Regions from separate parts of the Homo sapiens genome. Here region 1 is linked to region 2. A link is a contact called in ENCODE Hi-C or POLR2A ChIA-PET data. All regions are on one chromosome and are shown on one strand. Each heading gives the region's core, a stretch centred on a gene start or an enhancer-like site at or near the end of the contact. The rest is flanking DNA. Distances are from core to core; before and after follow the strand shown.

Region 1 (6,196 bases), core at 2,360-4,859, 71 kb after region 2:
ACTGAAGCTATTAAGGCAGGGAAGATTCTACTCACTTTTTAAATCCTAGTTTAAATTTTTAAAAAATCCTTTAAAATTCATAAGTTCTAAATCTGCATAGAAACATATACAGATATAGCTATCCAAAGCATTCTCACTTTAAACTTTTGTGAGACCTCACAAAGAAATTATAGAGTTTTCTAGACTCAAAATCACGAAACGTCTGGCATCCTTTGCTGTCAAGAACCGTACAAGAATCACCCTCACTTATTGAGATGCTGTTATCTGTTCCAACCAAGGAATTCCAGACGTTAACAAACGCAGAGAAGGACCTGGGAAGCAGAGGCAGCTGAGGTGGGGCTCACTGAGAAGATGTCTTAGGGTTTGGGGGTGTTCCTACCCTTGCACTCATCAACCATGTACCCCCGAACATCACCTCTTCCTGAACTAGGGGACCGGAGGTCATTTTACAGAGATTGCTGTAATGGTTCATTCTGTGGGCAGGTGTGATTGGGCAGGTAGGGGAGAGATGGTGAATTGGAAAGACATGTTGAACTGAGTCTGAATTAGTTTCTTTCTTTTGCCCCTGATGAAGATGGAAATGGGTTTCCTCTTTGCCTTTTCACACAAGTGCTGCAGACAACGTCTGTGATTGCACCAACTCCTGGTGCCTCACCCAGAGCATCGCCTCCCCAGATGTTATTCATCCTTGTGTTTTCTCCTGGCCTGAAAGGAGACAGCTTTGACTCTCCAGGAGATGGGAAACTAGTTTTCTACTAAATTCCCATTCTAGCCTACAAATTCCTATCAGAACAACAGCCCCCCACTAACTGGATTGTTGTTACGCCTCCACTTTACTCTGTGACACCTGCAGACATCTCTATATTGTACTTTTTCCCAATGAATTAAGATCACAAGAGGATATATGCTTTTCACAATTTGCCTCTGTGTCTTAGTGCAGTGTACATACTATTGTGAAAATATAGATGTAGCTGGGTGTTTGTGTTGGCTCTAAACAAACCAGTTCTTGCAATCCTGGCCAGTTTCCACCTGTGTCTACATATCCCTCAAATACAAGAACAATGCATAGCCCAAAATCAGCCTGTGTGATAGATGCAATCTGGGGAAGGTGAAGTTAACTTATGATGCAAAAAGGCAGAATGGAAAGCCATGGTTGGCAAGATGATGACAAAAGCTAAATAAATGTCCTTGACCTAGAACTACAGAGAAGATGTTCTCTGGGAAGACTTGTGAGTGCACGTCTCAAATTTCGAAACTCTGATCTTCCTTGCCAACCCCTACCCCACCTCTATTCCCCTCCAAAGCCCTAAATATAAATCGCTATGTCTTCTTTCACAAAATAGAGACCAAACTCCTCGTCAGGCACAGAATATACAAGGCTTTTCTTTGGTCTAGACTCTCTACCTTTCCAGCTTCCTCTTCAGTTATCTCCCTCTCATAATCCATGCTCCAGTCAAAGTGAGTTATTGTCCTCATCCTCCATTATGCTGTGTCTTACCCCCAACACCCCCAGGTCATGTTCCCTCTCCACTAGACCCTTTCCTCCCTGCTTCACGTGGTGGAGAGTCTTTGGCACGTGTTGACTCATGTCCTCTGGATCCTCTCCAAATGTGTGAGGACATTCCTCACTTGTGAGCCTTGTTGGGAGACAGTGCTTGTCTTCCTTTACAGAAGTTGAAAAGACCCAGCACTCAATCTGCCGCTACCTTGGCAGATAAGATGTGGGGAGATAGCCTTGGCTTGGTCCATCAGCTGCACCTATTAGCAATATTGAATCTGGAAGTAATGATACAAACAAGCAGGGCAAGGAAGACTCCCTTTGGCCGTGGTGGTTGGCAGGAGTGAGGGGGGCAGCAGCATGTGATTTCCAGCAGCCAGTCTGTGATGCCACACCACCAATGGCATCCTCACCTCACTGGCACCACTTTCCCAAATCTTGTTCTCCATGTTTCCTAGAAATTGTATGATCATCTGATAGTCTCTCTATACATTCTCTGCTTAAAATGGCCAGTCTGTTTCTGTCACTTGCAATGAAGACTCTGACTGGCTGGGCACAGTGGCTCATGCCTGTAATCCCAGCACCTTTGGAAGGCCAAGGTGGAAGGATCCCTTGAGGCCAGGAATTCAAGATCAGCCTGGACAACATAGCAGACCCCATCTCTACCAAAAAACAGCTGGGCATGATGGTGCATGCCTGTAGTCAAAGCTACTAGGGAGGCTGAGGCAGGAGGATCACTTGAGCCCAGGAGTTTGAGGCTGCAGAACAAGACCCTGTTTCTTAACAAAAAGAAAGCCTTTGATATACCTGGCCAGTTTCTATTTGTCTTTTGAGACTCCTCTCAGTGACTATTTTCTTGGAAAGCAGTGCTCATCCCTGCCCCACTCCTAGCCAGTGTTTCTCCTATAGACTCCCATAAAAGTCTGGTCCATTCTGGCTCAGCGTTTATGCTGACATTAATAGCATTAGTCATATTATTAATGCTGACATTAATCACAGCATTTATTAACACTGTGTCAGGACCTGCCACTAACTCACTTGTCCCCCTTCTGGGCTGTAAGTTCTTGAGGACACAGACTAGGTTTTGCCCCTCTCTATCCCTAGAACCCAGAACAGTATGTTAACATGGCATGCAGTAATAGCATTACAGCAACAGTACTAATACCAGTAATAACAATAACTTTTATTGAGCACCTATTATGTGCCAAGGTGCAGAAAAAAATGCTTATTTGATAAATAATGTACACTGAAAATTGCTCACCGAATATTTTTGAATACTTTCATACTCACAGAGTATTTTTGTATTTTGAATACAGGCAACCCTGAGGAAAAATTGGTACATCCCACTTCACCAATTAATTCCCTTTTCATTTTCTCTCTCTTTTCTCCTTCTGGATATGTCTCTTGTGTTCCGCTCTTGCCCTCAAATAGATGTTATTTAATACCTAGAAAGATGAATAGCAGTGGCTACAGTGTTAGTTGCTAGTGACTGCGCTTGCCTTTCAGAAGAAGCTTCTTATAGTGTGAAAAGTTTTCAGAAGGAATGAGGTCTTTATTGTGGAATGCCTTACAGTAGGCCATACTTGTTTTTATAGCTTGGGTGCAGGAGCTGGAAATAGAGGGAGAATGCCTATGTACAAGTGTGCGAAGGAGAGGGAGAAGCTGCTCTCACCCCACTCCTGACTTCTTGTCTGCTCTCTTCTCAGCAAAGTCCTCTTCTGGGGTCTTCCTAGGCCTCACAAAGCTGCTCCCCAGGCCTTGGCCAACCACCTTCCCTGGAGCAGGCTCTCGGTGAGAAAACCTCATGGAGAGAAGAGGCCAGGAGTCCATGGCCACTCCTGTTTACTTTCCCATTCCCATCCTGCATGTTCCTGCCTCCTGCCTGAGTGAACACAGATTGACATGCCCTCTGTGAATGGCTGCAGACCCTTGTTCCAGTTCAGCTCTGTCCAGCACCTGTCATATGTATTACCTGAAAGAAAAACCTGAGATCAGCAGAAGATCCTCAGAGCAGACAAAAATTTTTCTTAAAAACAACAAGACAAGTGAAAAACAGGACAAGGGTGGGGACAGGACAACAGCAGGCTGCACCCAGAGAGTGCACCCAGGTCATCGGCTGTTCTTCATTTCTGACTTCCTGCTGGCTGTCCTGTGAGGTTGAGGTTACGTGGTTAGAGAAAGCCGGTTACTTGTTTCAAAACAAACAAAGTCCTCAAATCCTTTGAACAGCTAAAGGAATAGAGCACTCCTTGAATATGTATTCTTTCATATCCTCTGAACAGATCTTTATTTACAAGGAAGGCTGGTCTTGGCTGGAAAAATGGTAGTCAGATGTAGATCAAAATGATAATCTCAGAACACAGCACCAAGTGTCTTTTGCATGGGCCATGGGACTTAATGTCTTGATAGAACAGAGGATGTCAAGGAGAAAAAACTGAAGGCCACAAGAAAATGTGAATTTTTTAAATAGTTTACTCTGGTTGGAGGTTTGCCATATTCCTGACTCAACTTTATAATGTTTCCCATTTCTAAGCCAAATGGCTCAGAAGTGTGGCTGGGGTGTGACCTTGACCAGGTACAACCATGGCAATGAGTCTCTATTCTTTTTACTTTGGAATCCAACCAACACGTTAAAGCTCTTTGAATGTGGGTATCATATGAGTCAGTGCATGTGTGCTGACTGCCTGCTGTCCTCATAACACAAAGTGGAGTGGGGGCTATGGAGGCTACTGGATTATTTCCGTCAGTGTATACAGCAAAACTAAATTAATCCCCAAGTTTAGGCTTTTTGACCTCGAGTATCAAGACTAGTTTACTTGCATTGTGCAAATTAGTCACCAACCTACTTTGTATTATAGAGAGTTTTAAACTTTTGTGTATTTCTCCAGATTTGCATCAATGAGATTTTTGAAGTCAGCTTTTAAAATAAATACTAAAATGTAACTGCTTTTGGGATTCTTTTTCTTTATCCACCACACCACGAAAGTAGTAAGTTCCAACACTTCTCACCATTTGCAGTGCCACAATCTGGTTCAAGTCACCGTCAGCTCCCCCTTCAACACTGAGGAAGCCTCCAGGCCCATCTCCTGCCTCCAGTCTTATCCCACTCTCCTCCCTGTCAAGCACAGTCCATACAACACGCAGCAGGCAGAGGTATCTTTACCAGGTGTAAATCAGGTTACATAACTCTCTGGTTTAAAACTCTCCAAGGCTTCCTCTTACAACTAGAGAAAAACTTACCCTCCAGTCTTGGCCTACCAAACCCGCCTGATTGGGCTCCTTCATGGCTCTCCCAAGTGACCCACAACTTGCTTCCTGGTCCTCAGCACTCCAGTCCCTTCAGCTTTCTATCTCTTGAACGAATGCACCAAGCTCAGCCCTGCTCTGGGCCTTTGCACTTGTTCCTCCTTCTGCTGCGTGCCTCTTGCCTAGATCTTTGCACGGCTGTCCCCCTCTCATTATCTGGGTCTCAATTCACATCCACTCAACAAACCACTCTAGATAAATCAGCACTCTCTGCCCACTTCTTTTTTTTGTTGAGATGGAGTCTTGCTTGTCACCCAGGCTGGAATGCGGTGGTGCAATCTCGGCTCACTGCAACCTCTGCCTCCCGGGTTCAAGTGATTCTCCTGCCTCAGGCTCTGGAGTAGCTGGGACTACAGGCGCCCGCCACCACGCCCAGCTAATTTTTTGTGTTTTCAGTAGAGACGGGGTTTCACCGTGTTGGCCAGGATGGTCCGGATCTCCTGACCTCGTGATCTGCCCACCTCGGCCTCCCAAAGTGCTGGGATTACAGGCGTGACCCACTGCACCCGGCCTCTCTGCCCATTTCTACCACTCTCTCATTATCCTATTAGAGCCACGTCTGGCACTTAGCAGGACTTAAAACTAAATTATTTTAAAGCCCTGTTTATGTGTTTTTTGCTTGTTTTCCCCCAACCCACAAACCAGCCCAATATGAGAACATGAGCTCATTGAAGGCAGGAACTCAGATCCTTGCGGTCCCTGCTGTTCCCACTCCTGTCCCCCCATACCTGGAGCAGTACCCAGCCTAATACATATTTATTGACTATCTGATAACTTAACAAATTTAACATTCAGTAAAATTTACCCGATAAATGAACGAATGATTAGGGAACCACATGCATGACTCTCAACTACATAGTGTAAAGTTCCACCTACATGGCATTCTGGAAAAGACAAAACCATAGGGATAAAAAATAGATCAGTAGTTACCAGAAACTGGGTTTGGGATGTTAAGGGCTGACTATAAAGGGACATAAGGGAACTTTTTTGGATGATGGAACCCTTCTATATTTTGTTTCTGATGGCAGTTTCGTGTTAAAAATCATAGAATTGGTTGGCTAAACAGGATAAATTGTGTGTACGCAAGTTATACCTCAACAAACTGGATTTTATTTAATTGCCTGACAGATCTTTCACTTACCCTGGAATAAGCACCGAATGGTTTGTAGAAACGCTCTCATATTGGCCCTTTGTGAACAATCTCCATGTACACATATTCTGAGTGCAGAAACCCCGGGAGCAGCATGGTGGAGTAGAAAAGTATGAGCTGGGCATTAGACGGGCTGGGGTTTGAGTTTTGGCTTTGTTGCTTGTGTACTTCAGTTAGGATTTCTTAGTTGCAAGCAGCCCAGAACAGCTCTGGCCAGCCTCACCATGCCTTGGCTATGATAA
Region 2 (6,106 bases), core at 1,319-3,818:
AAATCAGATATGATTTTGCCAGTAAAACCACACTATAATGTGCGTGTGTATTCTTATAAGCTTCCTGCAAAATGTCTTCTATTCCACTTGTATTGTTACACTGGGCTGCAAAGCATCACTCAAAATGCTCCCAATAGTTATCCATACATGAAGTCCTTTGAGCAAACACAATTGTGAGACAAGGAAAGCAAAAAAGTCTTCTTTCCATTGATAATAATAACCTTTCATGGAAAACTCCTGGCAAAGAGATGGGCCTTGGACTCTGCCCTGCACTTCACAGAAATGCTAGAGACAACCATGACCCTAATGGAGAGTGGATTTCTCTTTAAGGTGATATATGTCAGAGAAACCTTCAACTCACAGGGCGTACTTCTGTGCTTAAGCCTCATGAATGTAGACCAGTTCAATTATATTTACTAATTGTATCATAAAAGGTGCATGTATCTTAAACTCAACATCAATTTACTAAAATGTTCCACTCCTATAAGCATATATTTCTGACATCAGACTTATTGGAAGTGGGTTAATTAGGTCCAATCAACTCTTTCTGAATTGCTGTTCCACATTTTGTGAATATCTATGGTAATACATTTTTATCTCTAATTTTGAAGAAGTACTATTATACCATAATTTTGAAGAAGTACTATTATATCTGATGCCATTATAAATCCAAAAGTTAGCTTGGAATGTTTTTGTTTTTTAATAACCAGGATCTTATTATTCTTTTGTTCTGGTCTCTGAACACCATAGACAGAATGATGTGATGAAGATTTACAGTCTAAAGACTTGGGTTCATTTCCTGGCTCTGCCACTTGCCCTTCCCAAGTCACAATTTCCTCATTTGTAGAGTGAGGATAATAAAACTTGTTCTCTGTTTTTTTGAGATGGGGTCTCCTCTTTCCCAGGCTGGAGTGCACAGCTCACTGCAACCTCCACTGTCCAGGCTCAAGAGATCTCCCCACCTCAGCCTCCCAAGTAGCTGGGACTACAGGTGTGTGCCACCACGCCCAGCTAATTTTAGTATTTTTAGTAGAGACAGGGTTTTGCCATGTTGGCCAGGATGGTCTCGAACTCCTGACCACAAGTGATTCACCCGCCTCGACCTCCCAACGTGCTGAGATTACAGACGTGAGCCATGGCGCCCGTCCTTGTTCTCTTTTCTTCACAGTTTAGTGGGAGGGTCAAATAATAAATGCAAATACTATTTACACACTGTAAAACACAAAGTGCCTGTTAGCTATTATTATAGGATCCCTCTGGAATCTGAATATACTCCTTGTGTTTCCTTTACTGTTTCAATGAGCACTTTTCTTCAGCCAAATTATTTGTATTTAGTGTATGAGACTTTGCAAAATAACTACTAAGGTGGCATAGTCATGAACAGTAGGTTAGCAATAATTAATAATCACTACCTTCCAGTTATAGTCTATTTGCAATCAACAAAAACTTAAAATACCTACTCAATCATCACCCAGAAAAAAAAATGGAGCATAAAAAGCTCAAGTGCTTGCTACCTAATTTAGGTGTTAAACTAGTTAACAATAGTAGTGTAATTTGAACATTTATTGTAAGTCAGGCACTTAAGCATGTTACATGTATTAACTCACTCAACTCTTAAAAGAATCCTACTTGATAGCTATTATTTTTAGCCTCATATTTACAGCCAAGAACATTGAGGCACAGAGTTTTTGGTAATGTGCTCAAGCTCAAAAAGTGAGTCAGAATCAAATCTCAGGTACTCTGCCTCTAGAACACTGGAGCTTACCTACTAGGTTACACTGCCACTCTATTGAACGTAATGGTTACCCGTTGCCACACCCTACACACTGTGGAGAGAGGTACACTGACATTGAAAATACATTCACTAAATAAGACTGTTGTTGAGGTATTTAAGGTGTAACTCAGTGATCTTAAGTTTATCTTTTATTTTCCAAGCCCTTCTGACAAGATCCTGTTTGGTTTTGCAAGTATTCATTTTTTCTATTTGGTTTATGTCTCCCAAGACATTTAAGTAAAGTGAAATCACTTCAAAGTGGCAGAATAGAAGGAAACCCTAGAAACAGTCTTTCAGTTTCAGCCTAATTTCCACTTTAAAACTTTAAAAATTAAAAGTGATGCTTGAGATTCGTGAAATGTAACACACGAAGATCTGGTAATAAAAAAAATGTTTTTTCTTTAAAAAAATAAAAAGTACATATATTTGCCTTTAAAAGAATTTGGCTGTTTTAAAGTAAAAAAAATACATATAAATGCTGATTTCTCGAATTCTCAAATATTTCTTAAGCATAGAGAGGGAGAGAAGTCTTTTAAAAAAACAAAACAAAACAAAACAAAACAGGAAAACACCTTTTCCTTGGTAAGTTGGAAGAAACTGATTCTGTGGTTAGAAGAAACAACACAAAATGATCTTCCTTCTCAATCCACTGAATGTAATGAAATACATTTTAAAATTCTTGTACAAACTGGACTTCTCATCCTTTTGCAGTGGGAAAAGTTGCTCTGCCCTTGTTTTGAATCTGATCGGGAGAAAGGACAGAGTGTGCCTATCTGGACTGCTCACGTGGAGTGCCTGTGTTCCTTCAGTGTCTTCTTTGAACTTTCAGAACTTGGCTCCAGTAACTTCAAACAAAGCATTACATATTGTTTATAGTAATTTATGGACAAGGAAATCTGGTTTCACTTGATGTTTCTTTAAGAGGAGAAGCAGTTTACTTTGCCTATTTTTCTTTATGGTATTATTTATATATTTTTAAAAAAACAAGAGATGGGGGTCTTGCTGTGTTGCCCAGACTGGTCTTGAACTCCCGGGCTCAAGTGATCCTCTCACCTTGGCCTCTCAAATTGCTGGGATTTCAGGCATGAGCCACCGGGTCTGGCCTTACTTTGCTTATTTTTAGACTTTCACTACTTTGCTAACTTTTACTTTCCTGTGAGTTTCTACTGGTCTGTGTCCCTGCTTGTCTTGTTTGTGAGTTCTTCCACAAGGAGAAGCCTTCTGATATTAAGAACTGCATTCACTGTGGGGAGGCGAAAAAAAAAAAAAAAGAACTGCACACCCTGCCTTTCTTTGTAGCACCTTCCTAGAAGGAAAGCAGTGAGCCTTCCTTAGGGATGCAGGGTGCAGGGAGGATTCTGATGAGGGTTACCTGCAGGCTGAACTGCAGTTCGGATTGTACCTCTCCTGTCACTACTGCTAACTCTCTGCTTAGTGCATGGTGATGCCATCATCGAAGACACACTTACCCAGGATTCATGTCCCCAACCACAGCCACTTTAAACCTGTTTTTAAAGTCACAGCCGTAGGATACACCTGCTGCAATCACGGTCTGCAAAGTTGCAAATGGCCCAAGTTAGAAATGTGAGATGCAAGTAAGAGTCTTGCTTTGAAGAAAAATAAATTGCCAAAACCCACTTCTGTACCTGTTAAGTAAGAACTCCAGCCCAGGCTTTGTTACTTTTTAAGAAATTCGGAGGCAATTCTAACATGCCGCCAGGATTGAGAACCACAGCTAAATTCAAATGGCTCTAACACGACATTTTGTCAAGGGTCTTGCTCTCTGCACTATCCTTGTCTCACGTGGAAAAAATTAACTCAAAATCATAAGAGGAAGTTATTAAATTCTGAATGAAAATAAAACCATGCTAAACATTATGCCCGAAAACTGCAGAGATGGCCTCTGCCCCACTAAAACTTCCTGAGCTACAAATGGTGAAGGACTTACAACATATAAACAGTAGAGTAGCTATGACAGAGTCTGAAAATGATCAATTACCATAATGAATTCGATTGGAATGGGCACTGGAAGTTTGTCTTTGAAGCGCTGATTTATTTCTTTAACAATGGATACAACCAAAAGGACAATCAGAGCTGTCACCAGGTCTGCAATATTAGTCTTCTCTATTTGTGAGAATACAGAGTATAGTACCTACAATTATAAAAACAAAAACCACCAAAGCCCTATATTAATGCACAATTTGGATACAACGCATCTCCAAACAAATAAAAATAAACATGGAAGCAAAAAGACTGATAGAGACTGATAGTGATTTCCTGTATTGCCCCGGTTTAATTGTGAATGTGAAATTGTAGAGAGTAGCGATGGAGATATGAGAAGAGTAAGTTAGCATAGTGTAGGTGGCACACTAGTTTAAGAATGCTTCTGGCATTTTTGCTGGGAATCTCTTTGGCTAGTGTCAAATTTTGTTGGATACTTTTCACATTTTTACCACTGGTCTTCTGCCCTTATTAGGTCTCTTTGGTCGTCATTTTTTATTTCACAGCCATCACTACTCTGTCCAGGGAATAACTTCTGATCTTTGATAGTTTTGCTTAGTATGCTCAATTCCTGGCCCTCTTGGGGGGTTTACACCCCCTCATATTTCTTAGCTGACTCTCTATGTCACTTTTGGAAAATAGTTTTCTGGCTAACTGTGCACTATGCATGTGCACATACTTCTTGAAGCTAGTTGGGTTCCATATCCACTTACCCCAAAAAGCTCAAGCAGGCCAAAACTGGATCCCAAATTGCTTCTAGAACACTCCACTTTTGGAATACCTCTGGATGAAAGAGAGTGTTGGTTCCAATTTGGAGCAAGTTCTGTCTCAACTCCCAAAAACTTTTGGGAGTCGTTAAAAATCAAACACATCTACCATCGAGCTAATGTTAACAACAAAAATTAAGTAACACTTCTCCTATATTTGACTCAAGTATTTTCAAAAAAATAATCTATGTTATTAAAAGCTTTACCATTTTGTCCCAAGTTTTAAAACTAAGAACACTATCTGTTCTACTTTGCATCCTCTGGAGGAGGGGAGAACTGCTGCCCTATCTACATAGTGGTAAATGTTCTTTTGTTTTCTAAACAGGATGCAAAAAGACCCAAGAACTTCAATTCTAAAAGAATGAGACATGCTTTTCAAGAAACAGGAAAACATCATAACTCAATTAGCAAATTTCTTTCAAAATAAGATTTTAAGAAACAGTTTAAAACTTGGGACAAAATGGTAAAGCTTTTAAAACATAGACTTTTTTTTTCCTTTTGGAAAGTACTTGAGTCAAATCTAAGAGAAGTGTTACTTAATTTTGTTGTTAACATTAGCTGTATGGTAGATGTGGTTGATTTTCAGTATTGTTCCCTTGCTACTTTTTCTTTTCTTTCGTTTCCTTTTTTCTTTTCTTTTCTTTTTCTTTTTTCTTTTCTTTTTTTTTTTTTTTTTGAGACTATGTCTCGCTCTGTTGCCCAGGCTGGAGTGCAGTGATGCAATCATAGCTCACTGCTGCCTCTAACTCTCTGGCTCAAGAGATCCTCTGCCTCAGCCTTCCAAAAAGCTGGGACTGCAGACATGCACCACCATGCCCGGCTAATTATTTTATTTTTTGTAAAGGTGAGGTTTCACTTTGTTGCCCAGGCTGGTCTTGAACTCCTGGGTTCAGGTGTCAAGTGATCCTCCTACCTCAGGCTCCCAAAGTGCTGGGATTACAGGTATGAGCCATCATGCCTGGCTTTACTTTCTTTTTCTTTTCTTTTCTTTTTCTTTTTTTTTTTTTTGAGACAAGAGTCTCACTGTGTTGCCCAGGCTGGAGTGCAGTGGCGTGATCTCAACTCACTGCAAGATCCGCCTCCTGGGTTCACACCATTCTCCTGCCTCAGCCTCTGGAGTAGCTGGGACTACAGGTGCCTGCCACCATGCCCGGCTATTTTTTTTTTTTAATTTTTAGTAGAGACGGGGTTTCACTGTGTTAGCCAGGATGGTCTCGATCTCCTGATCTCGTGATCCGCCCGCCTCGGCCTCCCAAAGTGCTGCTTTCTTTTTTAATATGAAAAAATTTTACAAACTGTAGGTAAACCCCATGGCAAAGGCATTAAAGGAAAGCTCTCTAAAAACACAGTAGTGAGTTTCATGTATTTCAGTATTTTTTAGGTGAAAGAAATACTTACTTTGAAAATTGAAACTGGATCAGTGTGTGACGGGACTGTCAACTGAAAAATGAATTTGAGTTGGGAAACCAAAACATGAACAGCAGCAGCAGTAGTGAAGCCACTGATGAGGGACTCAGACAGGTATATCACTACAAATCCAATCCGCAGAATCCCAAAAGCCAAC

What was found. A loop is a pair of places that touch in the nucleus more often than their neighbours do. ChIA-PET counts read pairs that join two places held with the same protein, here RNA polymerase II (POLR2A). Pooled maps may share reads with other maps.
Region 1: a pooled map shows a loop between it and region 2 (2.3-fold over the local background). The contact joins two enhancer-like sites. A Hi-C loop is called at or near these places in 3 of 168 maps with a recorded cell type or tissue (CD4-positive, alpha-beta T cell, body of pancreas and ovary) and 3 of 50 pooled maps. POLR2A ChIA-PET finds 5 or more read pairs at or near these places in 4 of 52 experiments (BJ, CD4-positive, alpha-beta memory T cell, H1 and 1 more).

What each region holds. Positions count from the first base shown.
Region 1 is chr7:107,853,647-107,859,842 of GRCh38, forward strand. It overlaps LOC105375444 (a long non-coding RNA gene), which reads right to left. Exons shown (of 3, transcript XR_927850.3): 3 at 2,833-3,470. Among named protein-coding and RNA genes, the nearest start is that of DLD, 34 kb to the right of the region's middle. Within about 2 kb of position 3,610, at least 9 of the 41 ENCODE cell types and tissues checked have a DNase peak (open chromatin) inside an H3K27ac peak, as active enhancers do.
Region 2 is chr7:107,783,584-107,789,689 of GRCh38, forward strand. It overlaps SLC26A3 (solute carrier family 26 member 3), which reads right to left. Exons shown (of 21, transcript NM_000111.3): 6 at 5,941-6,105; 7 at 3,774-3,926; 8 at 3,244-3,326. Among named protein-coding and RNA genes, the nearest start is that of SLC26A3, 17 kb to the right of the region's middle. Within about 2 kb of position 2,569, at least 4 of the 41 ENCODE cell types and tissues checked have a DNase peak (open chromatin) inside an H3K27ac peak, as active enhancers do.